Linked DNA regions of Homo sapiens: regions 1 and 2 are each linked to region 3. The links are chromatin loops, found by intact Hi-C in ENCODE. Cell type or tissue: endothelial cell of umbilical vein. All regions are shown on one strand.

Region 1 (8,000 bases), 660 kb before region 3:
TGGCCAGGCGCGGTGGCTCATGCCTGTAATCCCAGCACTTTGGGAGGCCGAGGCGGGCGGATCACGAGGTCAGGAGATCGAGACCATCCTGGCTAACATGGTGAAACCCCATCTCTACTCAAAATACGAAAAAAGAAAAAAAAAATTAGCCGGCCGTGGTGGCGGGCGCCTGTTGTCCCAGCTGCTCGGCAGGCTGAGGCAGGAGAACGGCGTGAACACAGGAGGCGGAGGTTGCAGTGAGCTGAGATCGCACCACTGCACTCCAGCCTGGGCGACAGAGTGAGACTCCGTCTCAAAAAAAAAAAGAATAAAAATAAAAAAATAAAAGTATGCTTCTTATTGTCATGATCATGTAAACCACAATCATTGCCATTAAAAGTACACAATGTAGCAAAACCAGTGATAACCTGTAGCCTTCAAAGTATTATTAATAAGAGAAATTTATCCTCAATGGAGCATGTTGGTTGGCAGCTTATTTTTTTGGATACTTATAGTTGTGATGTTTACGTTGTGATTTTGTATTTTGTATCGACCATAAATTATATTTTTTTATTTCTAAACCTTGTAAACAAAAAATATACTAACACAGAATTTTGTTAAAGTTTATATGAAGGAATATAAAAAAAAAACATTTTCTAGTATTCAGGAAAGTATATAGTAGCTTCCCAGTCCTCTGCTACCAGCTTCCAATCAGCTCCACAAACTGTGAAACTGTCCCTAAAATGTCCCCAGTCTTAGGGAGAAGTTTGAGATTATTAGGGTCACAGCTACACTGCTGTAACAAAGAGGCCCCAAAATATCGTGGGTGCAAAAACATCAAAATTAATTTTTCTCTTACAAAACAAAACAACCAGGCTGGATTGGTCAAGTGATGCCGCCATAAACAGATACAGTTTCAGCCAGGAGCGGTGGCACATGCCTGTAATCCCAGCACTTTGGGAGGCCGAGGCAGGTGGATCACCTGAGGTCAGGAGTTCAAGGCCAGCCTGGCCAATATGGCGAAACCCCGTCTCTACTAAAAATACAAAAATTAGCAGGGCGTGGTGGCGGACACCTGTAATCCCAGCTACTCGGGAGGCTGAGGCAGGGAGAATTGCTTGAACCCAGGAGGCGGAGGTTGCAGTGAGTCAAGATGATGCCACTGGGCTACAGAGCAAGACTCTGTCAAAAAAACAAAAAACAAAAAACAGGTAGTTTCCCTGTTGGTCTCCATCCCCTAAGGTGTCATTATTTGCTTAATCAAGGCTGGGTTGCTAACTCTGGGAAAGGAGGAAGAACCAACATTCCAGATAAGGAGCTTAAATCTGGAGATGACCCAGAAAATGTTCACATCACTTCCTTTCAATATTTGGTTAGTCCACACTTAACCACATGGTCACATCCAGCTGCACAGGAGTCTAGGAAATGTAGCCTGTAGCTGGGCAACTGTGCCCAGGAAGAGGGGAAGAATTTGGAGGAATAAGTAGCCATCTGCTACAGAGATTCTTTTTAATTTAAAAAATTTACAACATAAAAGAATTATATTACAATCCCATCATACAACTACTGACATTTTTCTATTGTTCTTTCCACATTTGAAACATGTGTGTTCCATGTATTTTTATAAAGTTGTAAAAATAGTATGTATGCAATTTTACATTCTACCAGAAATAAAACAGTATAATGAAAATAACATTAGATTCAAACAATGATATGCTATTTTTTTACCTATGACATTGGCAAGGTCTTTTAAAAAACCACAATAACCAGTGTTGGAGAGATCATGGGGAAATAGCCACTCAAACGTTACTCATGAGAGTGTACACATGTGTAACTTCACTTGGAGGGCAATTTGGTGATACATTTAAAAGTTTTGGCCAGGTTTGGTGGTGTACACCTGTATCCCCAGCTACACGGGGAGGCTAAAGCGGGAGGATGGTTTGAGCCCAGGAGTTTGAGGCTGCAGTGAGCTACGATCGCACGACTGCACTCCAGCCTGGGTAATGGAGGGAGACACTGTCTCAAAAAAAAAAAAAAAAAATTTACAATTTAACCTAAGGGGAAAAATGTAGAGATGTGGGTACAGATTTGTATAAAGGCTGGTTGTCGAAGCCTTACTTATGCTAAAAAATAGAACTAACCTAAATATCCAATGGGGATTGTTTAAATGAATTATGATTCAACCTTCCACAGAGATTAGAATCATGCTCTTGAAGAACACTGATGATGTAAAAAGTCTGCTAACATATTAAGTGAGAAAGCACATTACAAAATGGAATATATGTTCTGATAATTTTTGGTAAAAATTATCCATAGCTGTAAAGAGGACTAGAAGAATATTCACCCAAATGTCAACAGTGGTTCTTCTGGGTGAGTGCTATTGACAGCGGTTTTTACTTCCTTATTTACTCCTTTTGATATTTTTCAAATATTTGGCAATAGACATGTATTAGTTTTACAATAAAGGGGTTATTTAAAACACTGAATTAGACATACAGAATCCTAATACATTAGAGCAGAAATGATCCTTGAACTCCTTCATGTTTCAAATGGGGAAACTGAGGTCCAGAGAGGGTGAGTGACTTGCTAAAGTAACACAACTAGTTAGAATTGAGATTTGAACTGAAGTAGTTTGTCTTCAAGGCTGGTGTTCTTATCACTATATAACTAAAAAAAAAAACAAAAAAAAACACCTTTTTTTTTCTTTTTCTTTTTGTAGTCAATGTTCTGCTGAATAAAAAGAACTTTTCTAAAAACAGCTTGACTCCTGGCAGCTTAGTCAGTGTTGAGGTACACAAAAAAACAAAGTGTCTGTAAGTCCTTGGAGAACTTAAAACAAAACAACTTAAAACATACACACACAACAAATTTCTGGTACATCCAGTGCTTATAAGGAAATATACATTGGGAAAACAAACATTCACACTGATAGAAACAGGATATGAGTGTCTCATTCATTCATTCAAAAAATATTTGTTGCGCACCTACTACATGCTGTTTTTAACACACTAGATCCTGGTAATCAATGGTAAACAGACATGATTCTCACTCTTCTGGTGCTTACAGTATTTAAATTCTGCTAATGTTTGTTGAACATCTACTATACACTTTACATATTTTTAAAGTTTTTTTCAATATAGAGATGGGGGTCTCACTATGTTGCCCATGCTGGTCTCAAACTCCTGGGCTCAAGTAATCCTCCTGCCTTGGCCTCCCAAAGTGCTGGGATTACAGGCATGAGTCACGACACCTGGCCAACGCTATACATTTTTTACAAACCTTTGTCATTGTACTATACCAATAATATTAACCCCCACTTTATGAGTTATAATTTAGCTACTAAGCATTGTAACTAGGCACTATTTCTAATCTTACAACAGCCCTATGAGATAGGTATCATTAACTCTATTTCACAGATGAGAGAACTAGAATCATAGATATTAAGTGGATTTCCCAAGATTACACAGACTAAGTGACAGATCTGTTTTCTAATGCTCATCTCATTGCCCTTAAACATAGGGTCCTCTTCCCACAACTGTAGCCTCAACCTCGAGCACCCACTCATTACAGAGGTTAAATAAAGGGCTAGGACTTAATGAATTTAGACCATTTCAGACTTATTGAACTTATTGGGATGGAGCCCAGGAATCTGCTATTCTTTTATTATTATTATTATTATTTATTTATTTATTTATTTGAGACGGAGTCTCGCTCTGTCGCCAGGCTGGAATGCAGTGGCGGATCTCACTGCAACTTCTGCCTCCCAGGTTCAAGCGATTCTCCTGCCTCAGCCTCCTGAGTAGCTGGGATTACAGGCATGCGCCACCATGCCCAGCTAATTTTTGTATTTTTAGTAGAGATGGGGTTTCACCATGTTGGCCAGGATGGTCTCGATCTCTTGACCTCGTGATCTGCCCGCTTCAGCTTCCCAGAGTGCTGGGATTACAGGCATGAGCAACTGCGCCCAGCCAAATCTGTCATTCTTGATAAGATCACTCTATAACTTGTATCTGTGCTAAAGTTCAGGGGCCACCGCCCTTATCTGTAACCTGGAATCCTACAATTCAATCTCCCATTAGAGAATGTATCCTTAGGTCTCAGGTGGAATGTACCAATTCTCAAATTCCACTAGGGGACAGTATAGGCCAATATGTCTAGACAAGTGGCACACTGTGGAAGACTGTGGAATCAATCACTGATGACATTCATTCATCCCTGGACCAACAGCGAGGGCTTGTCGGCTGCCAGGCACTGGGCTGAGCAAAGGTGGATGATTTCTGTAATGCTATTTACAAACTTAGAAAGCTGCTTTGGGGCCAGATGCGGTGGCTCAGGTCTGTAATCCCAGCACTTTGGGAGGCCGAGGTGGGTGGATCACCTGAAGTCAGGAGTTTGAGATTAGCCTGGCCAACATAGTGAGACCCCCATCTCTATATTGAAAAAACTTTTTAAAAATGTATAATGTATAGTAGATATCCAACAAACATCAGCAGAATTTAAATACTGTAAACACCAGAAGAGTGAGAATCATGTCTGTTTACCATGAATTACCAGGATCTAGTGTGTTGAAAACAGCATGTAGTAGATACGCAACAAATATTTTTTGAATGAATGAATCAATGAAGTACTCATATCTTGTTTCTATCAATGTGAATGTTTGTTTTCCAGTGAGCCGAGATCGTGCCACTGCACTCCAGCCTGGGCAACAGAGTGAGACTCCATTTCAAAAAAAAAAAAAAAGAAAGAAGGCTGCTGTGGAGTAATGTGGTATGTTGAAAAGCAGGACCACGGTGTTTTGTGGTTTCTCCCATCAAAAGGTAGATCTATTTCCTCACGCCTTGATTCTGGACTTGCTTTGACCAAGAGAACATGGTAGAAGTGACTTGCAGAGTTCCAGAGCCTAGACCTCAAGGTCTCACTGCTTCTCCCTTTGCTTTCTTGGGAGGCTTCTGGCATTGAGTTCAGAAGCCTAGGTTGAAAGGCCATGCAGAGAAGCCCAGCTGTCCCAGCTGAGGCCCCAGCCTCGTGGATAAAGCTGTCTTAGCCCACATATTCCCGGACCAGCCACCAGTGATTGTAAGCTGCCTGGTGAGCCCAGCAGACCCAGTCAACCCGCCAAATTGTGAAAAATAACAAATCATTATTTTAAGCCACTAAGTTTCAGAGTAGATTATTACACAGTAATAGATAACTGATAGACGCGGCCATGCACAGGGGATTTTTTAAATTAATTTAGCAATTCTTTAACTGAGTGCCTGCTTTGTACCAAGTATTGTATTATCTCACGTGTTAGGGATCTGTGCCTTGTGGAACAAGATAGAAAAAGCCCCCAGCCTCATATGGGCGAAGACGCACAATAAATTAGTAAATGGATAGATATACGGGGCAGTATAATACCATATGGAATAAGGGCTGTGAAGAAAAACAAAGTATGGAGTTCAAGAATGATTGAGGGTCGAGATCAGGTTCTTATAGACAGAGTGGTCATGGAAATCTTCTCTAGAAAGGTGAAATTTGAGGATAGCTGTGAGTACTGAGAAGGAGCAAAACCTGTGAAGATCCAGGAGAAACACTTCCATTTCAGGCAAATGGAACAATATCTAAAAAACTCCAAAGCGGGAAACATCTTAGTATACGCAGAGTACAGCCTGAAGGCCAGTGGGATTTGTTAAATGCAATGTTAAATGCAAATTAATACAAATTTGTTAAATGCAACTGTCAAATGTGAATTAATGGTTTAACTTGTTAGGCCGGGCATGATGGGTCATGCCTCTAATCCCAGCACTTTGGGAGACTGAGGGGGGCAGATCATGAGGTTAGGAGTTGGAGACCAGCCTGACCAACATGGTAAAACCCTGTCTCTACTAAAAATACAAAAATTAGCTGAGCGTGGTGGTGCGCACCCATAGTCCCAGCTACTCAGCAGGCTGAGGCAGGAGAATCGCCTGAACCTGGGAGGTGGAGGTTGCAGTGAGCCAAGGTAGTGCCACTGTACTCCAGGCTGGGTGACAGAGTGAGACTTCGTCACAAAAAAAAAAAAAAAAAAAAAAAAAAGTTTAACTTGTTAAACTGGTGTAAGATACCATTTTAACTTATTTAGGATTCCCTATACTTCAATTTTCTTAACACTAAGAACAGGGTCATGTCAGTCACTCACATTCACTGAATGCTAACTCAAATGAATATCATTCTAAACTATTTGTCAAAATATGTTTAAAAGTTCTTTATTTTTCTGGCTTTTGAATCAGTAAACTATTTTACACTTTTCTGTAGCTCTTATTGCCTTTAGTGTTACGATGCTCAGAATCTAATCTTCAGATCTAGACTACCTCATCAAAGAACACTACGGGAGAAAATATTTGCAAACTATACATCTGACAAAGGTCTAATATCCAGAATGTACAAAAAACTTAAACAACTGTGCATGCAAAAAACAAACAACCCCATTAAAAAGTGGGCAAAGAGTATGAACAGACACTTTCAAAAGAAGACACACATGCGGCCAACAGGCATATGAAAAAATGCTCAGTATCACTGATTGTTAGAGAAATGCAAATCAAAACCACAGCAAGATACCATGTCACACAGGTCAGAATGGCTATTATTAAAAAGTCAAGACCAGGCGCAGTGGCTCACACTTGTGATCCCAGCACTTTGGGAGTCCGAGGCGGGTGGATTACCTGAGGTCAGGAGTTCCAGACCAGCCTGGCCAAAGTGGTGAAACCCTGTCTCTACTAAAAATACAAAAATTAGCTGGGCAGGGTGGCGGCCGCCTGTAATCCCAGCTACTCGGGAGGCTGAGGCAGGAGGATTGCTTGAACCTGGGAGGCAGAGGTTGCAGTGGGCTGACATTGCACAATTGCACTCGAGCCTGGGCGACAAGAGCCAAACTCTGTCTTAAAAAAAAAAAAGTCAAAAAATAACAGATGCTGGCCAGGTTGCAGAGAAAAGAAAGCACTTATACGCTGCTGGTGGGAGTGCAAATTAGTTCAACCATTGTGGAAAGCAGTGTGGCAATTCCTCAAAGAACTAAAACCACAGCTACCATTTCACCTGGCAATCCCACAGCTGGATAGATATCTAAAGGAATATAAATTGTTCTACCATAAAGATAAATGCATATGTATGTTCATTACATCACTATTCATAATAGCAAATACATGGAACCAACCTAAATACCCATCAATGGCAGATTGGGTACAGAAAATGTGGTACATATACACCGTAGAATACTATGCAGTCATAAAAAAGAACAAGATCAGCTGGGCATAGTGGCTCACGCCTGTAATCTCGGCACTTTGGGATGCCGAGGCAGGTAGATTACCTGAAGTCAGGAACCAAGGCAGGAGCCGGCTCCCTCAGCTTGCAGGGAGGTGTGGAGGGAGAGGCGCCGGCGGGAACCAGGGCTGCCCACTGTGCTTGTGGGCCAGCGCGAGTTCCGCGTGGGCGTGGGCTTGGCAGACCCCGCATTCAGAGCGGCTGGCCGGCTGGCCGGCCCTGCCGGCCCCAGGCAGTGAGGGGCTTAGCACCTGGGCCAGCAGCTGCTGTGCTCAATTTCTCGGCAGGCCTTAGCTGCCTTCCCACGGGGCAGGGCTCGGGACCTGCAGCTCGCCATGACTGAGCCTCCCCACCCCTCCGTGGGCTCCTGTGCAGCCCGAGCCTCCCTGACGAGCGCTGCCCCCTGCTCCACGGCGCCCAGTCCCATCAACCACCCGAAGGCTGAGGAGTGTGGGTGCACGGCACGGGACTGGCAGGCAGCTCCACCTGCAGCCCGGGTGCGGGATCCACTGGGTGAAGCCAGCTGGGCTCCTGAGTCTGGTGGGGACTTGGAGAACCTTTATGTCTAGCTAAGGGATTGTAAATACAGCAATCGGCACTCTGTATCTAGCTCAAGGTTTGTAAACACACCAATCAGCACCCTGTGTCTAGCTCAGGGTTTGTGAATGCACCAGTGTACACTCTGTATCTAGCTACTCTGGTGGGGACTTGGAGAACCTTTCTGTGGACACTCTGTATCTAGC
Region 2 (8,000 bases), 120 kb before region 3:
TACACTTGCACAATTCAGCAGCAATAAAGCATAACAAGTTAAGATCCCAGGCCGAAGAAGTGGAGAGAACTTGGTTCTCCTTCTGGTTTATGTTTTGCACTTGCCCTAAGACCTTGAGGACATCACCTCACTGAGTTTCATTTTTCTCAGCTATACAGTTAGGGCTTCAATACCCACTTCACAGAATTCTACAAAGTACCTAACACAATGCTTGGCCAGTGCAATCATGTGGATGCTGGGAATTTGTATTATCTCATCTGACTCCAAAGAGCCCTGGAAAGGAAGCAGGTAGGGACAGATCCTTCCCATTTCATGGACTCAGAGAAGAAACGGCCATGTTTCTTGGTGTCCTGAGCTTCACTTCAGGAACTGGTAGTCCAAAGGAACTGTATCGTTCAGAACGGAGGTAAAACAGGCTTTTGTGGGCTAGCCTGTATCCATCCCCCTCCCACCTCCCCTCCCACCACAGTACCTGTTTCTCTTGGAAGGCAAGTTCCCAGTTCCAGTGGCAGCCAGAATTCTTTCTATGCTCTTTTAGAAGGTGGGAGATGCCTGCCTAGACTGTTCAGTGGTCTTAAAAAAGAGACCATAAAATTCATGGTTGCATAAAATATAGTTTTCATAGATTTAAATTGCATTTTAAATGCACTAAGGCTTCATCTTTGAGCTTTTCAGAAATGTGGGATTTCAGACTCCATCTTTAGGGTTGCCTTATTTAGCAAATAAAAAACAGTGTGCCAGTTAAGCATGAGTATGGCCCTTGGAATGTTTGGGGCATAATTATACCAAGACATCTTATTGTCTTTCTGACATTTAGATTTAACTGGGCATCTCATGTTTTATCTGGCAACCCTACCCACCTTGGGTCTACTGAATCCAAATCTGGATTTTCACAAGATCCCCATGGAATTCGTGTGCGAATTCAAGTGTGAGAAGCATTGCATTGGGAGCCTTGCCATCAAAGCCCTGAATGAATCCTTTTTGTAACAAATCTGTTGGTAAAATATAATGCACTATTTATAAAGAGCCTGATTATTCCCAAATCAACCATTTGCACACATCTGTGTGTTCATGTGTTAGGTTTTCTTAATACAGGCTACCCTTGCACTGTTGTCAGTTGAAGGGAAGAATTCCTTGCTTTGGTAAGAAGCCCTAGCCCCTCTCAAGGACCTATTTTCCTCATCTGTAAAATGGGCTACATCCTTAGCATCCGTGCCAGCCTGTGGTGACCAGCTGAGGTGGCCCCAAGGGGATGCATGGCTAGAGCCCACGCCAGGTCCCTCCTCAGCCTCCTCACAAAGGACCGAATGACTTGGCTCTGTGATCCCATCCCCCAGAGACTTTGGTGTGACTGTGGTGACCCTTGGCATAGCGCACCCCCCCGACTGCCTCCTCATCTCAAAACTTTCCAAACCATGACTTTTATAGCAGGGCTTTAGGAATCGCCTGGCTCTACCCTCTCACTTCATGGCTACAGATACTTGTGCCCTGAGAGAGCAAGTGAATTTCCCAAAGCCAACAGCAAGCCCTCTGATTGCTGCTCTACCAAACCAAAATGATTTCAGTTCTCATGAAACCTAAGGCCTGACTAAGGAAGATTAAGAAACCTGGTGGTGGTCGGGTCCTGTAGTGGGGTGGGAGGAGGGGGGAGGGATAGTATTAGGAGATATACCTAATGTAAATGACGAGTTAATGAGTGCAGCACACCAACATGGCACATGTATACATATGTAACAAACCTGCAGGTTGTGCACATGTACCCTAGAACTTAAAGTATAATAAAAAAAAAAGAAAGAAAGAAACCTGGTGGTGGTCATACGCCTAGTTTGTCTTGGTTGTGTGGTCTTGGGTAAGTCATTTCTCTCTCTAACCTATTCCCTGCCCCCACCCCTCCATAATATGGGGAATACACATTTTCCTGTTCCCCTAGGTCTCCTTTCTACCTGGTTAAGGTTTTATTTTAAGATCCAGTGGTAGATCTTGGTCTGTCAATTGGTCCTAGAGTGGAATGCTTTATGAAATCACTGGTACATGTGTTAGGTCAGAGACTTAATACCATGACATCATGAAAGATGTCTTTAGACCCTTTCTCTCCTCATTGCTAACAAAGATTTTATGAACTGTGTTTCAGCTGGACAAAAAAGATGTTCTAGAGCATTCTAAGATCGCCTGGGGCTTTTGTTAAAATGCAGATTCTGGTTCCACAAGTCTGGGGTGGGGCCTGAGGCTCTGCATTTCTAGTGATGCTGATGTAGCTGGTCCAGGGATCACACTTTCAGTTGCAAGATTTGAAAACAATCTGTTATTAGTGTAGAATCAATACTTATGAGATAAGGGACTTAAGAGGCAAGTCCCTTGTTCAGGGCTAAAGACCCAGTGACAGTAATAGGGTCTAGCCTGGAGCCCAGATCTTTTAATGTCTTGTCTTTGACATCTGACTTATCTGTCTATTTTATCTGCAGCTATGAGTTTCTAGAATCTGAACAGCCCTTAAAATACTTTGCTGCTTAATTATGTAGCAAAGTAGGTTCTTCTTTAGGAAAGAGAGTGACTCAGTAGAAAGCCATTGGAAGGGGGAGAAATACAGCTAGCATTTGATCAACCCTTTCACCAGAAGTTTTTATACTTGAGATTATAAACATTCTTTCTGTATTTATGGATGCAAACTACAGTCCTGGGGAGGCCCCAGTCTGTTTTTGTATGCCTCTGAGCTAAGAATGGTTTTATAGTTTTAAAGTGTTGTTAAAAAACAACAATAACAAACAAACAAGGAAGAATATGCAACAGAGAGGGTGTGTAGCCTATGGAGCCTAAAATATTTACGGTCTGGCCCTTTTACAGAAAAAGTTTGCTGACCCATGATCTAGAGTACCCAAAGATTTGCATGTTCTTTTTTTTTTTTTTCTAGTCAGCAAGAGGCCCAGCCTTATAGCTTTGAAATATAGTGAGGTCAAGACGTAGGGGAGGCAGCCTGCGTTGGTGGGAACTGCCCAGACATCTTAGCTGTGTGACCCTGAGCACATTACTTCACCTCTCTGAGCTTGTGTCCTAGCTTCACAAAATGAGGACAAAGATTGCTGCCTGGTAGAGTTATTGCAATGATGAGACATGCCTGTAGAGTTTAACGCTTGGAAGGTGCACAGAAAATGATAACTATTGTTATTAGGGGTGGCCATTTGAACGCTTATGGCATTAATGGACAGATATCATGTTACTCCCATCAGGTCTGAAGGCCCTCCCAATGAACTGGGAGCAGTCTTTTAGGAGAGAAAAATACTCTGCTCCAGTATCCCCCCATCCCACCTCCAGAGCAGAAAGCTCCTTTTTAGCCAGCTAGACAGACAGGGTTCCATGGTGGCTTGCAGACTTTCATCGGGCGAGCTCTCTCCCCAAAGACTGGCCTTTCCACAGCTGAGACTATTAGAAGGCGTCTTCTGTTCCTATGTCCTAGGATGTGATTCAGCAAACAGGCACGTAGTGAGAGCCCCAGGCTGGGATTGTGAGTGCTGGAATGAAACCCTTCTCTTTATGGCTCCATCTGGAGTGTGTGGGTGGTGGACTAGAATCAGTGGTTTTGCTGACCTTGTTTTTAAGCTGCTGCAGCCTTAAGGTCCAAAATGGAAAACAGACCAACTTGGAGTTAGCTGGGGCTAATTCTAAACCTGGCTGAGTTTGAAAACTCAGCTCCTGGGGTGTGTCTGAATCTCAGGGAGAGTGTAATGCTTTTCTTGCCCATAGATGGCAGCATCTGCACTCTTTGCCGGCTCTGTGAATGTGTGTGTGCACGTGCACGTATGTGTTACACACGTGTGCACGCATGGGAGTCATAGTTTCTTACTTTGGTAAATCTTGAGCTGCGGTGGTCCCAGCCCTAGGCCAGGCTCTGGGATACATGGGAGCAATTGGGGAGGCTGACTTGCAAATAGACTATTACAGTAGAGTGTGACCGGGCAGATTAGGGGGTGTGGAGGTCTGTACGGAGACTACACGGAGGACTCAGGAACAGAGTGCCATTGCATCTGGCTGGAGCCTGGTGGGGTATAGTGGAAGACAGGAAGCCATGAGGGCCAAGGCTCAAGGAGTTGAAGGGGACAGGTCATGAAGAATGTGGAGAGATTTGTTAAGGATCTTGGACTTTATCTGGGGCCATAGTGGAGCCATGGTAGGTCTGGGCAGAGGAGTGGCATGGTCTGGGCTTGCTCTAAGGAGGATGCATTGTAGGAGGGAGAGGTTGCAGGAGGATCAGTTAGGAAGGTTCTGCAGTCATGCAGGCAAGAGGTGATGGGGCTATGGACCCAGATGTTGGCATTGGGGTGGGGAGAAGGGGGGACACTCTGGATGCAGTCAGGGGTTGAACTAGCAAGACATGGTGATACACTGGAGGGGAGAGTGACAGAGCAAAAGGGGTGAGTGGTGTGTTGAGGAGGGTGAGGGCCTGGTGTCTGGACTGGTCCACCGGGTGGATGGTGGATGGTGGATGGTAGTGCTGTTTGCCGAGATGAGGTGCAGTAGGGGAGGAGCACATTGTACTTGGGAACAAATGCAGCACCACCATGTGCATCTGAGGATGAGAGTGCAATTTGGGGTGTGTAGAAAGAAGGGGGGCTGGATTCGAAAGGCTCATCCTCACACAGAGTTGACAGAGTGCGGGAGGTCATTAGTCATTTGCAGAAACAACAGAACCCAACTCTGCTTTGGTCTGTCCCTTGGAACCAGGAAGTTTCTGCCATAGTCTTTGAGAAAGACCCACAGAGGTGGGCACCAGGTCCTGCAGCCCAGATAAGTGTCTGGCCTCTGACCTCTCTGGTTTTGGGTACCGTGACTCCACTTCCGTGGCTGTGTCCCGTGTCAGTCACAATGCACAAGTCATCAGGACTGTCTGAACCATTTACTGTCAGCCTGAGAACAGGGCTTGTTTGTGTCTTAATCCCAGGAGCCTGCACGGCCCTGCCATCTTCGGGATCTTGGACTCTCCCCTCGGCTTAGGGAAGCTGGTTTAGGCAGAGAAATTTTCCAGTGTGGGCAGGAGCCAGTTTGCTCAGCTTCCCTCTGAATGTAGATGACTGGAATTCTTAGTGGCGAAGAACGGTGAAGATCCAAGTTGTCCCTGAGAGGCGGGAGGACTGAGCTGCATACTCCACGATGAGCTGATGTGGGATGGTCCTTCATCCACTCATCTAGCATATGTCCACTGGCACTGCCATTTGCAGGGCACATGCCATGCTGAAGCTTTAGAGGTGAAGCAGACAGAATCCTTGCCTCCAAGGAGCTTACAGCCTAGAGGGAGAGAAAGTCCTATCACCAGACACTGATAATGCAGTCTTGCTCAGCAGTAGTGCATTAGAACAATAATAGACTGATGCTGAGGTACAGAGCTGCGAATATGACATATCAACAGGGTGGGTCCCCAAATCGCACATGTGCAGGATGAGAAAGATACAATTTGCAGGCAAAAGACTTAGAAATTTAATTATTAATAATCAGGGTAATAATTAGAGTAAACACATGCCTTGTGCAAAACCCTGAACATGTTTTATCTCATGGTAGGTTCTAATATTATCCCTCTTTGAACAGCAAAGGCAACTGAGACTCCGAGAAGTGATGTAGCTTGCTCAAGTTACACAGTTAAGTGAGGGCCCAGTTTATATAACTTCAGAGTACTAACGTACAGCTCTGAAGTTGACTGTAAACTGAATTCAGCCATGCAATAGGGCTGCCTTAAATGCAAATGGGATTTTAGGCTCAATTAATAGAAGCATGATATCTCTAATGAAGGAGGTGAGAGTCCTGCTTGCCCTGTCCTGGATAGAGCTTGACTGATTGTCTAATTCTGGGTCTTGTGCTGTCAGTAGGGACAGGTTTCATCTGGAGCAGATCAGGGAACAGGGTGAGCGAACCGGAAACCCTGGTCTCAGGAAGAGCTGGAGGAAAGGGGGTGCACAATTTGTAGAAGACTTGAGGGGCCCAGGATCACTGTCTTCAAATCTCCAAAGAGCCATCAGGAAAGAGGGGGACAGACCTGTTCTGGCTGACCCAAAAGGAGGCAGAGCTAATACCAGCAGGTACAAGGCATAAGAAGAGAGAGATTTTAGTGCATCCTTAGGACAATTCTTTTACGCAGCCAAACCCTCCAGCAGCAGGTCTTGCAGCCTTGGCAGGTAGTGAGTGCGGTGTTGCTGGATGTGTGCAAGTACTGATTGTGTGACCCCTGGTGGAGGGGAGGAAAGGGGTTGAAACATCAAATGGGGATTTGACCAGATGACCTTGAACTCCCCCTGAGGCTGACATTCTGTGCCCTTTGTTTACAGGTAGTGCTCATAGCTCTCTTTGTCCAGTGCTTCGGCCTTGGTCCCAGCGCCTTCCCACGGAGCAGCACTCTTCACCCTGCACAGCCTTGTTAGGTAGGTAGAGCAATACAGACACCTGTCGTCCTCTTAAACCCCGCCCTGGCTGCCCAGGGAAGCCTGGAGGGGACTTCAGTGGTGGAAGCAGCCGCTGTAGCCACAGTGGATTCAGTGGGAGTCCCTGAGGTCTTCCTAATAAGGCTCAGAGTGCGTCTCTGCTCCTTTCCTGTCCTTGAGAGGGAGGTCAGGCGAGAGTGATCTTGTAGGGAGGAGGCCGGGACTGGGCTCGGTGCCCGGATGCCTGGCTCCCACCCTGGCTGTGCTGGTTGCTTGCTATGTGACTTTAGGAGAGTTGCTTTCCCTCTCAAGGCCTTGGTTGCTATTCTGTAGAAGAGCAGAGTCCCCATAAAGAGGAGGTGCAGGAATTCTTCCCAGAGGCTTTGGAGAGGTGAGAAAAATGGGGGTCCATTTGCCAAGTCTCTGGACTTGTTGACCAGAGGAGGAGCACCTGAGGTGTGTGAGTCATGGGGAAGCGGATGAGTCATGCCCGCTGGGGCCAGCTGGCAGGGTGGGGCCCACCTGACTATCAGATTCACAGGTGACCTGCTGAAGTAGGTGGGGAGGTGGGGGGAGGAGTGCAGAGTCCTGGGCTGGAAGCCAGGAGACTGGCTCACCTCCCAGCTTCAGCCTCGGTTTCTCCACCTGTAGGATGGGTGCCTTGGTCTCCCCCTACCCACCTAACAAAGCTGCTGTGTGGACCCAACGAGCTTGTAGATGCCAAAGGGCTTTGTGACCAGTGAGACAGGAAGGATCACTACTAGGGGGAATCGCCCAGCTTCCAACACCCAAACAGAAGTGAATTTCTAATGAGCAATTGTGCAAGAACCCAGGAAAACACCCCTCCAACCCACGCCATCCCTTTTCTGCCAAAAGGAGAAGGGGATGAATGAATACAGGACTTACGCGTCTGCTGTGGCCCAGCTGGCTTCCAGATGGTGACATGAGCCACCCACAGCCGGAGCTGTTCCTCTTTCCCAAAGCTCAGGTGAAAGGGCTTTTTGGTGGTCCCCAGGATGTTGTGCCCCAAAAGCCAGGGATTCCCAAAAGGTCTGCCGGGCCCAGAAAGCTGACTCACCCCATCAGCGGCTATCCAAAGGTTCTGCTGACAAAGAGGTAGCCCTAGTGCTGCCCTAATAGGAGGACTTGAGGGCCGGGTCTTGGCTCTGATGCATCTGCCTTTGAGACTGAGCCCTGATAACTCCAAAAGCCAAGTTGCCTCAATGTAATCTGTCAACAAAAAGAATGTTATGCTCTGTTGATGCTTTTGGTGACTATGACACAGGGGCCCTGTCTTCCGCAGACCCTGCAGGGCCAGGCTGGCATAGACCCAGCTGAGCAACCGTCGCCTGAGAGCTTTGCTTATTCATCCCTCTTTACTCCTCTGCCCCCTGCAATGTACCAGCCCTGTGCCCACCTCCACGGAACCTTGGTTCAATCAGGGAGGCCCCAGTGACCTCCTCGATGTCCAATCCAGTGCTCTTTCCTCAGGACTCCATGTGCCAGTCTCTAGTGCAGTTCCAGAAACTCCCTCCTTTTGCTTCTGGGAGGCTGCACTGTCTGGTTTATTTCCTCTTCTCTTTTTAGTTAGGGCCCTGT
Region 3 (8,000 bases):
TTGCACACATAGGTTGATTCCTTATCTTGGCTCTCGTGAATAGTGCTGCAGTAAACATGGGCATGCAGGTTTCTTTTCAATATGTTGATTTCCTTTCCTTTGGATAAATACCCAGTAGAGGAATTTCAGTATCATACTGTGGCTCTATTTGTAGTTTTTTGAGGAACCTCCATACTGTTCTCCCTACTGGCTGTACTAGTTTATATTCCCACCAAGTGTATGAGAGTTCCCTTCTCTCTGCATCCTTGCCAGCACTTTTTTTTTTTTTTTTGTATTTTTGATAATAGCCAGCCTGACTTGGATGAGATGTTATATCATTGTGGTTGTGATTTACATTTCCCTGATAATTAGTGATATTGAGCATTTTTTCATATACCTTTTGGTCATTTGCATTTGAAAAATGTCTGTTCAGATCACTTGCCCATTTTTAATCATATTGTTTGTTTGCTGTTGAGATATTTGCGTTCTTGTGTATTCTGGATATCAATCCCTGGTCAGATGAGTAGTTTGCAGATATTTTCTCCCATTCTGTAAGTTGTCTTTTCACTGTGTTGATTGTTTTCTTTGCTGTGCAGAAGCTTTTTAGTTTGATATAATCCCATTTATTTTTGCATTTGTTGCCTGTGCTTTTGAGGTCTTATTCATAAAGTCTTTTCCCAGAGCAATGTCCTGAAGCATTTCCCCTAAAATCTTTCTTCTAGTACTTTTATAGTTTTGGGTTTTATATTTAGGTCTTTGATCCCTTTTTAGTTGATTTTTGTGTATGGTGAGAGATAGGGGTCTAGTTTCATTCTTCTGCGTATAGATATTCAGTTTTCCCAGCACTATTTATTTATTTATTTATTTATTTATTTATTTATTTATTTGAGACAGGGTCTTGCTTTATCACCCAGACTGGAATGCAATGGTGCAATCATGGCTTACTGCAGCCTCAACTTCCCAGGCTCAAGTGATCCTCCCACCTCAGCCTCCCAAGTCACTGGGACTATTGGTGCATGCCACTGCACCTGGCTGTTTTAAAAAAATATATTTTGTGTGTTTGTAGAGAGGGGTCTCCCTTTGTTGCCCAGGCTGGTCTTGAACTTCTGGGCTCAAGCAATCTTCCCTGCTCATCCTCCCAAAGTGTTGTGATTACAGGCATGAGCCATCGTGCCTGGCCCAGCACTGTTTATTGAAGAGATTGTCCTTTCCCCAATGTATGTTCTTGGTCCCTTTGCCAAAAATCAGTTGGCTGTAGATACATAGATTAATTTCTGGGTTCTCTATTCTGTCTCATTGGTCTATGTGTCTGTTTTTATGTCAGTGCCATGCTGTTTTGATTACTATGGCTTTGTGGTATATTTTGAAGTCAGGTAGTATGATGCCTCCAGCTTTGTTTTCTGGCTTGGGTTTGCCTTGGCTATTCAAGATCTTTCGTGGTCCTGTATAAATTTTAGGATTTTTTTGTTTTTATGAAGAATGTCATTGGTATTTTGACAGGGATAAGGCCCAAGTGTATTTTCCCCCTCTTTCAACAGGCCATAAGGAGCTCCCCATGAAACCACAAGTGCTGGTTGAGGGAGAGGCCAAAAGGCATCAGAAGTAAGTGCTGTGGGGGTCTGGGCCACCTGCTCGTGTAACTTGCTTGTGCTCTGAGCTTGCTTGAGTCTGATCTTGTACATACTATGTCTATTTGATAATGGATTGCTGCTGCACATTATTATAGCTAGGTCTTGTTCATAATGGGCAAGTTATGTCATGTAATTGTTAGGTCATGTAATAGGAATTCCATGGTTAAACAGTTTTTACCAGGGCGTAATAGTGAGCTATGAGCTGCTTCTTTAAGGGGGCAGAGGAGTGTATGGTTCTGTTAGCTAGCTATGTGTTGTGTCATTTTCCTGTTGAGGCTTGCGTGAGGAGCCATGCAGCACTCTTACCACAGACACTTGGAGCACCACTGGATAGACAGACTGGAATGACACTGCCTCGACCCACTGTAGAGCCTTCTCTTGCTTCAGGCACCATTCAGAAGTAGCAGCCTTACAAGTTACTTGGTGTAACCGGATCAGAGCAGAGCATCCACTTGTGGTTTGTGTTGCCTACAAAATCTAAAGAGGCCGAGGACTGGCACAATAATCCTGAACTTGGAAAACAAAGACTGCATAACATTACCTATTGATATAGCGGCCAGATGTGACTTTGGTTGTTTTCCCTTCATATGTGGTTGTATACAAAATAGTACATTTTGTTAAGTAGGAACTTTTTTGGACTTGTATTATGGTAAGAAACATGTATGTGTGTCCTCCTGTAGGCTGTCTGAATATTTCTTTCTGGTCTACATAGCATCTCTTGGTCTGGGCAAACTTCCCTTCCCAATTTAGGTGGTTCTGATGAGTAAAGGTAAATTACCAGATAGCAAAGCAAGAGGGCATTCTAGAAAATAAGATCAGTGGAAGCAAAGGCCTATGGGCATTGTGGGTTCTGGAAGCAGTAATTAGTTCAGTTGAGTAGTAAGTAGCACTAGGGGTGAAGAGTATGAAGAGTGGAGTGGTGGGAGATAAAACGGGAAATGTTAGGTAGGGCTATACTGGAAGGAGCTTTATGTACCATATGAAGAAAGTGGACAAAATCCTATGCTGAGGGAAAAGTAGTGATTTTTTTTTTACAGGACTGTGATGTGATCACATCACATTGATATGAAAGATATTCCATGAGGGAGAATTTGAGATGAGCAATACTAGGGGTAGAGCTATTATTTAAGATTACCTAGTAATTCTGAATAAAATGATGAGACATGAGCTAAGTAAGGTAGTGTGAATTAGAGGAGAAAATGAATTTAAATGATACATAGGAAGTGGAATTGACAGACTTGGTGGCTGACTATGTGGAGTGGGAAGAGAGAACAGGAATTTATGTATGTGGTTAAAAATTATATACTTGTATGAAACAATCTGGTTTGAGCTTGAGTGGGGTTCAGAGAGATCTGGGCCTAGTGTAGAGTGACCAGCTGTTCTGGTTTATCCAAGATTAAGGGATTTCGATTTCCTGGGATGTGAGACTTCCAATGCTAAAACTGTGAAAGTCCCCAGCAAACCAGGACAAATTGGTCATGCTAGCCTAATATGAATGGGCGGACAGATTAGTGACAGGAGCTTATCGGCATAAGCACTGAAACACCTTCTGGGATAACCATGACCTGGCAAGAGAGCCTTTAGTGGTGCAAAGAAATGGTGATCCTTGATAATGCATGGTAGTTGCTATTCAAATCTACCTCCCAATGGATCCAATCTGGGGTCCCACGGAGAAAGGAGGCTGGAAGTAAAATACGAAAGAACTGTTTCACTAATCTGTGACCCCGTTTAACAGAGTGTAACTCAGAGAGGACAGATTCTTTCTCACCGTGGACTACCCCACAGCTCTGGAAACCTGAGGGCTTTAGTACATTGGGAGATTCAGTTAAATACAGGTTGGGGGAGTTCCAAGGGATGGAGAGGGTGGGGAAAGGGAGAAGGAGGAACTGGTAACCTGTACTGGTACAAGAAAAACTAAAATACTTAGCAGAACAGAATAACATCTGTGCAGTGGGGTATAAGTCAGTGAAATATGAGTTATTACAGCACAGGTGACATCAGCAGGCTTTTCTTGAAGCAATTCCTTTCAGAAGGAAAGAATGTGTTGATTACTTTCTTTGTTATGTTGCGCCATCTACTGGTAACTCTCATGTACTTTTTTCCTAGTTAGATGTTTAAAAGAAGACAGATGAATTAAAAACTTGAGAACTGTTTCCAAAGTCGTCATTTATTCGTTCGTTCGTTCATTCATTCATTCATTCATTCACTTCACAAATACTGAGTGAGTATGTATACCTTCTATATTGCAGTTACATTTCTAGGCATTGGGGTTACAGCTGTGAACAAAACTGAAAGAACCCTGAACTCATGGAAGCTTACTTTGATGAAAGAGTACATTTCATTTTTTTCCCATGTGAATGTTCTGTTTTCAAAGCACCATTTACTGAAAAGATTATTTTTTTTTCTTTAGGACTCTGCAGTGCCGTTACTGTTATATATGAAGTGTCCATTTATATGTGAGTCATTGCCTATCTTGGTTATGCTCCATTGATTTATTTGTCAATTTCTGTGACAATATCATATTGTCTTTATCATTTTACTTTATAATCATTGTTAATATTTAGTACATCAAGAACTCCCACCTCATTTTTTAAAAGAATGTTTTGGATAGTCTTGGCCTTTAAATTTTCCATAAAGTTTAAAATCAGTCTGTCAAATTCTGTCAAAAAAAAAAAAACCCTCCTGGGAATATTTATTGGGATTGAACTGAATCATTAAATCATTTTAGAGTGAACTGATATTTTTATACTATTGAGCCTTCCAATCACGATTTACTTCAGTTTTCCTTAGTGTCTTTCAATAGACATAAAAGTCTTATATATCTTTTGGTACACTTATTTGTAGATACTTGATTTTTTTAGGCTAAAAAGGCATCTTTAAAAAATCATTTGCTAACAATTATGGCTGGTGTTTGGAAATGTAACTACTTTTGTCATATTGATTATTCATCTAGGGATTTTGCTAAATGCTCTTATAATTCAAATAAATCTCTTTTTCCTACATATACAATTTATCATTTGTAGATAATTATACCATTAATTTGTTTTTCTTATCCTTCATGTACTAGTTAGAAGCTCTAGTACAACACAGAATAGAAATGGTGATATTAGGCACCCTTTAATTGTTCCTGACTTTACAGGAAAAGCTTTTGACATAAAACATTACTTTTCTTTGGTTTTCTACAGATACTTTTTATTAGATTAAGAACTTTCATTCTATTTCTTTTTTCTTAAGTGTTTAAAAATCTTGAATGGATATTAAGTTTTATCAAATGCTTTAGAAATTTTGCATCTATGTAGAAATACTGTAACTTTTTTTCTGCTTGAATCTCTTAATGTGGTGAAGAACTGGTACCAATTCTACTGAAACTATTCAAAAAATTTGAGGAGGAAGGACTCCTCTCCAACTCATTCTATAAAGCCAGCATCACCCTGATACCAAAATCTGGCAAAGACATAATGATAAAAGAAAGCTACAGGCCAATATCTCTGATGAATGTATGTGCAAAAATCCTCAACAAAATACTAGCAAACTGAATCCGAAGCACATTAAAAAGTTAATTCATCATGATCAAGTTGGTTTCATTCCTGGGATGCAAGGTTGGTTCAACATACACAAATCAATAAATGTGATTCACCACATAAACAGAATTAAAAACAAAAACCATATGATCATCTCAATAGACACAGAAAAAGCTTTTTATAAAATTCAACATCCCATCATGATAAAAGCCCTCTAAAAAATAGTCACCAAAGGAACATACCTCAAAATAAGAGCCATCTATGATAAACCAGCTAACATCATACTGAAGGGGCAAAAATTGGAAGCATTCCCCTGGAGAATTGGAACAAGACAAGAATGCCCACTCTCACCACTCCTATTCAACATGGTAATGAAAGTCCTTGACACAGCAATCAGGTGAAAGAAAGAAATAAAAGACATCCAAATAGGAAAAGAAGAAGATAGTTTGACTTCTTCTTTGCTGATGATAGGAATCTATACATAGAAAACCCTAAAAACTGCCAAAAGTCTCCTAGAACTGATAAACAACTTCAGCAAAATTTCCAGATACAAAATCAATATACAAAAATCAGTAACATTTCTATACACCAATAACATTCAAGCTGAGAGCCAAACCAAGAATGCAATCCCATTTACAATAGCTGCAAAAAACAAACAAACAAAAACCTAGGAATACAAGTAATGATGGAGGTGAAAGATCTCTCCACGAACTACAAAATACTGCTGAAAAAAACCATACGTGGTACAAACAAATGGAAAAACAGTCCATGCTCATGGATTAGAAGAATCAATATTGTTAAAATGGCTAAAAGCAATCTACAGATTGAATGCTATTCTTATCAAGCTACCAACATTATTTTCCACAGAAGTAGAAAAAACTATTCTAAAATTCATATGGAACCAAAAAAGAGTACAGATAGCCAAAGCAATCCTAAGCAAAAAGAACAAAGCTGGAGGCATCACATTAGCAACTTCAAACTATACTACAAGGCTACAGTATCAAAACAACATGGTACTGGGACAAAAACAGATGCACAGACCAATGGAACAGAATAGAGAACCCAGAAGTAAAGCCACACATCTACAACCACCTGATCTTTAACAAAGTCATCAAAAATAAACAATGGGGAAAGGACTCTCTATTCAATAAATGGTGCTGGGATAACTGGCTAGCCATATGCAGAAGACTGAAACTGGACCCCTACCTTTCACCAAATACAAAAGTTAACTCAAGATGAATTAAATATTTAAATGTAAGACCTCAAACTATAAGAATCATAGAAGAAAACCTAAGAAACCTATTCTGGACATCAGCCTTGGGAAATAATTCATAACTGAGTCCTCAAAAGCAATTGCAACGGAAACAAATTGACCAGTGGTACCTAATTAAAGTAACAAGCTTCCAATTAAAGCTACCAATTAAAGTAACTATCAACAGAGTAAACAGCCTACAGAATAGGAGAAAATGTTTGCAAACTATGCATCTGACAAAAGTCTGATATCTAGAGCTATAAGGAACCTAAACAAATCAGCAAGCAAAAAACCAATAACCCCATTTAAAAAATGAGCAAAAGACATGAACAGACACTTCCCAAAAGAAGACCTGCAAGTGGGCAACAAATACATGAAAAAATGCTCCACATCGCTAATTGTCAGAGAAATGCAAATCAAAACCATAATGAGATACCATCTCATATCAGTTAGAATGGCTATTATTATTATTATTTTATTTTTATTATATTTTAGATGGAATCTCGCTCTGTTGCCAGGCTGGAGTGCAGTGGCACAACCTCAGCTCACTGCAACCTCTGCCTCCTGGGTTCAAGTGATTCTCCTGCCTCAGCCACCATGCCCACCTAATTTTTGTATTTTTAGTAGAGATGGGGTTTCACCATGTTGGCCAGGATGTCTCCATCTCTTGACCTCGTGATCCACACGCCTCAGCCTCTCGAAGTGCTGGGATTACAGTTGTGAGCCACTGCGCCGGGCTGGCTATTATTAAAAAATAAAAATAAATAGATGCTGGTAAGCCTGCAGAGAAAAGGGAAACTTATACACTTTTGGTGGGAATGTAAATTAGTTCAGCTACTGTGGAAAGCTGTTTTTTGAGTTGTGTGAGTTCTTTACATATTCTACATACCTAACTCATCAGGTAAATTATTTGCAAAAGTTTTCTCCCATTTTATGGGTTGTCTTTCCACTTTGTTGTTAGTATTCTTTGATACACTAAAGTTTTGTATTTTGATGAATTCTAATTTATTTTTTTCTTTTGATTGTGCTTTTGGTGTCATATCTAAGAAACCATTCCCAGCTGTGCATGGTAGTGTGCGCCTGTTGTCCCAGTTACTTGGGAGGCTGAGGCGGGAGGATCCCTTGAGCCCAGGAGTTTGAGGTTTTAATACTGTACTGTAGTGAAACAGTGTATTATAGTGAAACAGCATAGTGAAACTTTGTCTCTAAAAAAAAAAAATTCTTTTTAAAGAAATAAATCTTTGCTAAATCCAAGATAATCATTTATTCCTATATTTTCTTCTAAGAGTTTCATAGTTTTAGCTCTTATGTTTAGATTTTTTATCCATTGTGAGTTAACTTTTGTAAATGGTCTGAGGTAAGGGCCTAGCGTTATTTTGTGGGACAGTTTTCTTCTTGTGTCATTTGTAATTTTATATTTTTCTAAAATAATTTCTATTTCATCCATATATTCAAATTTATTAAAGTTGCTTATAATATGCTTTGTTAGCTTTTAAATATCTGTATTATTGGTAAGAGTAGCTCCCCCTTTTTATATGATACTGTTACTTGTGCTTTCTTTTTTTCTTGTCTAATTTTGCCAGTGGTTTGTCAATTTTATTAGTCTTTTTAAATAGA

The links. A loop is a pair of places that touch in the nucleus more often than their neighbours do. Peaks named below come from ENCODE experiments on the same cell type or tissue, not always from the same donor. Only the 100,000 strongest peaks of a DNase experiment are listed, where the experiment ranks them.
Region 1: a loop joins it to region 3, with 4 times the contacts of the local background. A loop is called at or near these places in 13 of 110 quality-filtered maps.
Region 2: a loop joins it to region 3, with 6 times the contacts of the local background. A loop is called at or near these places in 10 of 110 quality-filtered maps.

What each region holds. Positions count from the first base shown.
Region 1 is chr9:120,739,020-120,747,019 of GRCh38, forward strand. No RefSeq gene overlaps it. Among named protein-coding and RNA genes, the nearest start is that of MEGF9, 29 kb to the left of the region's middle. In endothelial cell of umbilical vein, a CTCF peak has its summit at 4,117 (motif pointing right); DNase peaks (open chromatin) are centred at 1,312 and 2,812; H3K27ac peaks cover 1,241 bases.
Region 2 is chr9:121,275,162-121,283,161 of GRCh38, forward strand. It overlaps GSN (gelsolin), which reads left to right. Exons shown (of 18, transcript NM_198252.3): 2 at 6,309-6,401. GSN-AS1 (GSN antisense RNA 1) reads right to left here. Exons shown (of 1, transcript NR_103560.1): 1 at 5,607-8,000. Among named protein-coding and RNA genes, the nearest start is that of GSN-AS1, 6.4 kb to the right of the region's middle. RefSeq lists an enhancer at 6,313-7,512. In endothelial cell of umbilical vein, a CTCF peak has its summit at 3,703 (motif pointing right); DNase peaks (open chromatin) are centred at 3,740 and 6,850; H3K27ac peaks cover 2,093 bases.
Region 3 is chr9:121,396,646-121,404,645 of GRCh38, forward strand. The region is part of intron 3 of LOC102723324 (a long non-coding RNA gene); the gene reads left to right. Among named protein-coding and RNA genes, the nearest start is that of STOM, 30 kb to the left of the region's middle. In endothelial cell of umbilical vein, a CTCF peak has its summit at 3,684 (motif pointing left); DNase peaks (open chromatin) are centred at 1,876 and 3,666; H3K27ac peaks cover 1,513 bases.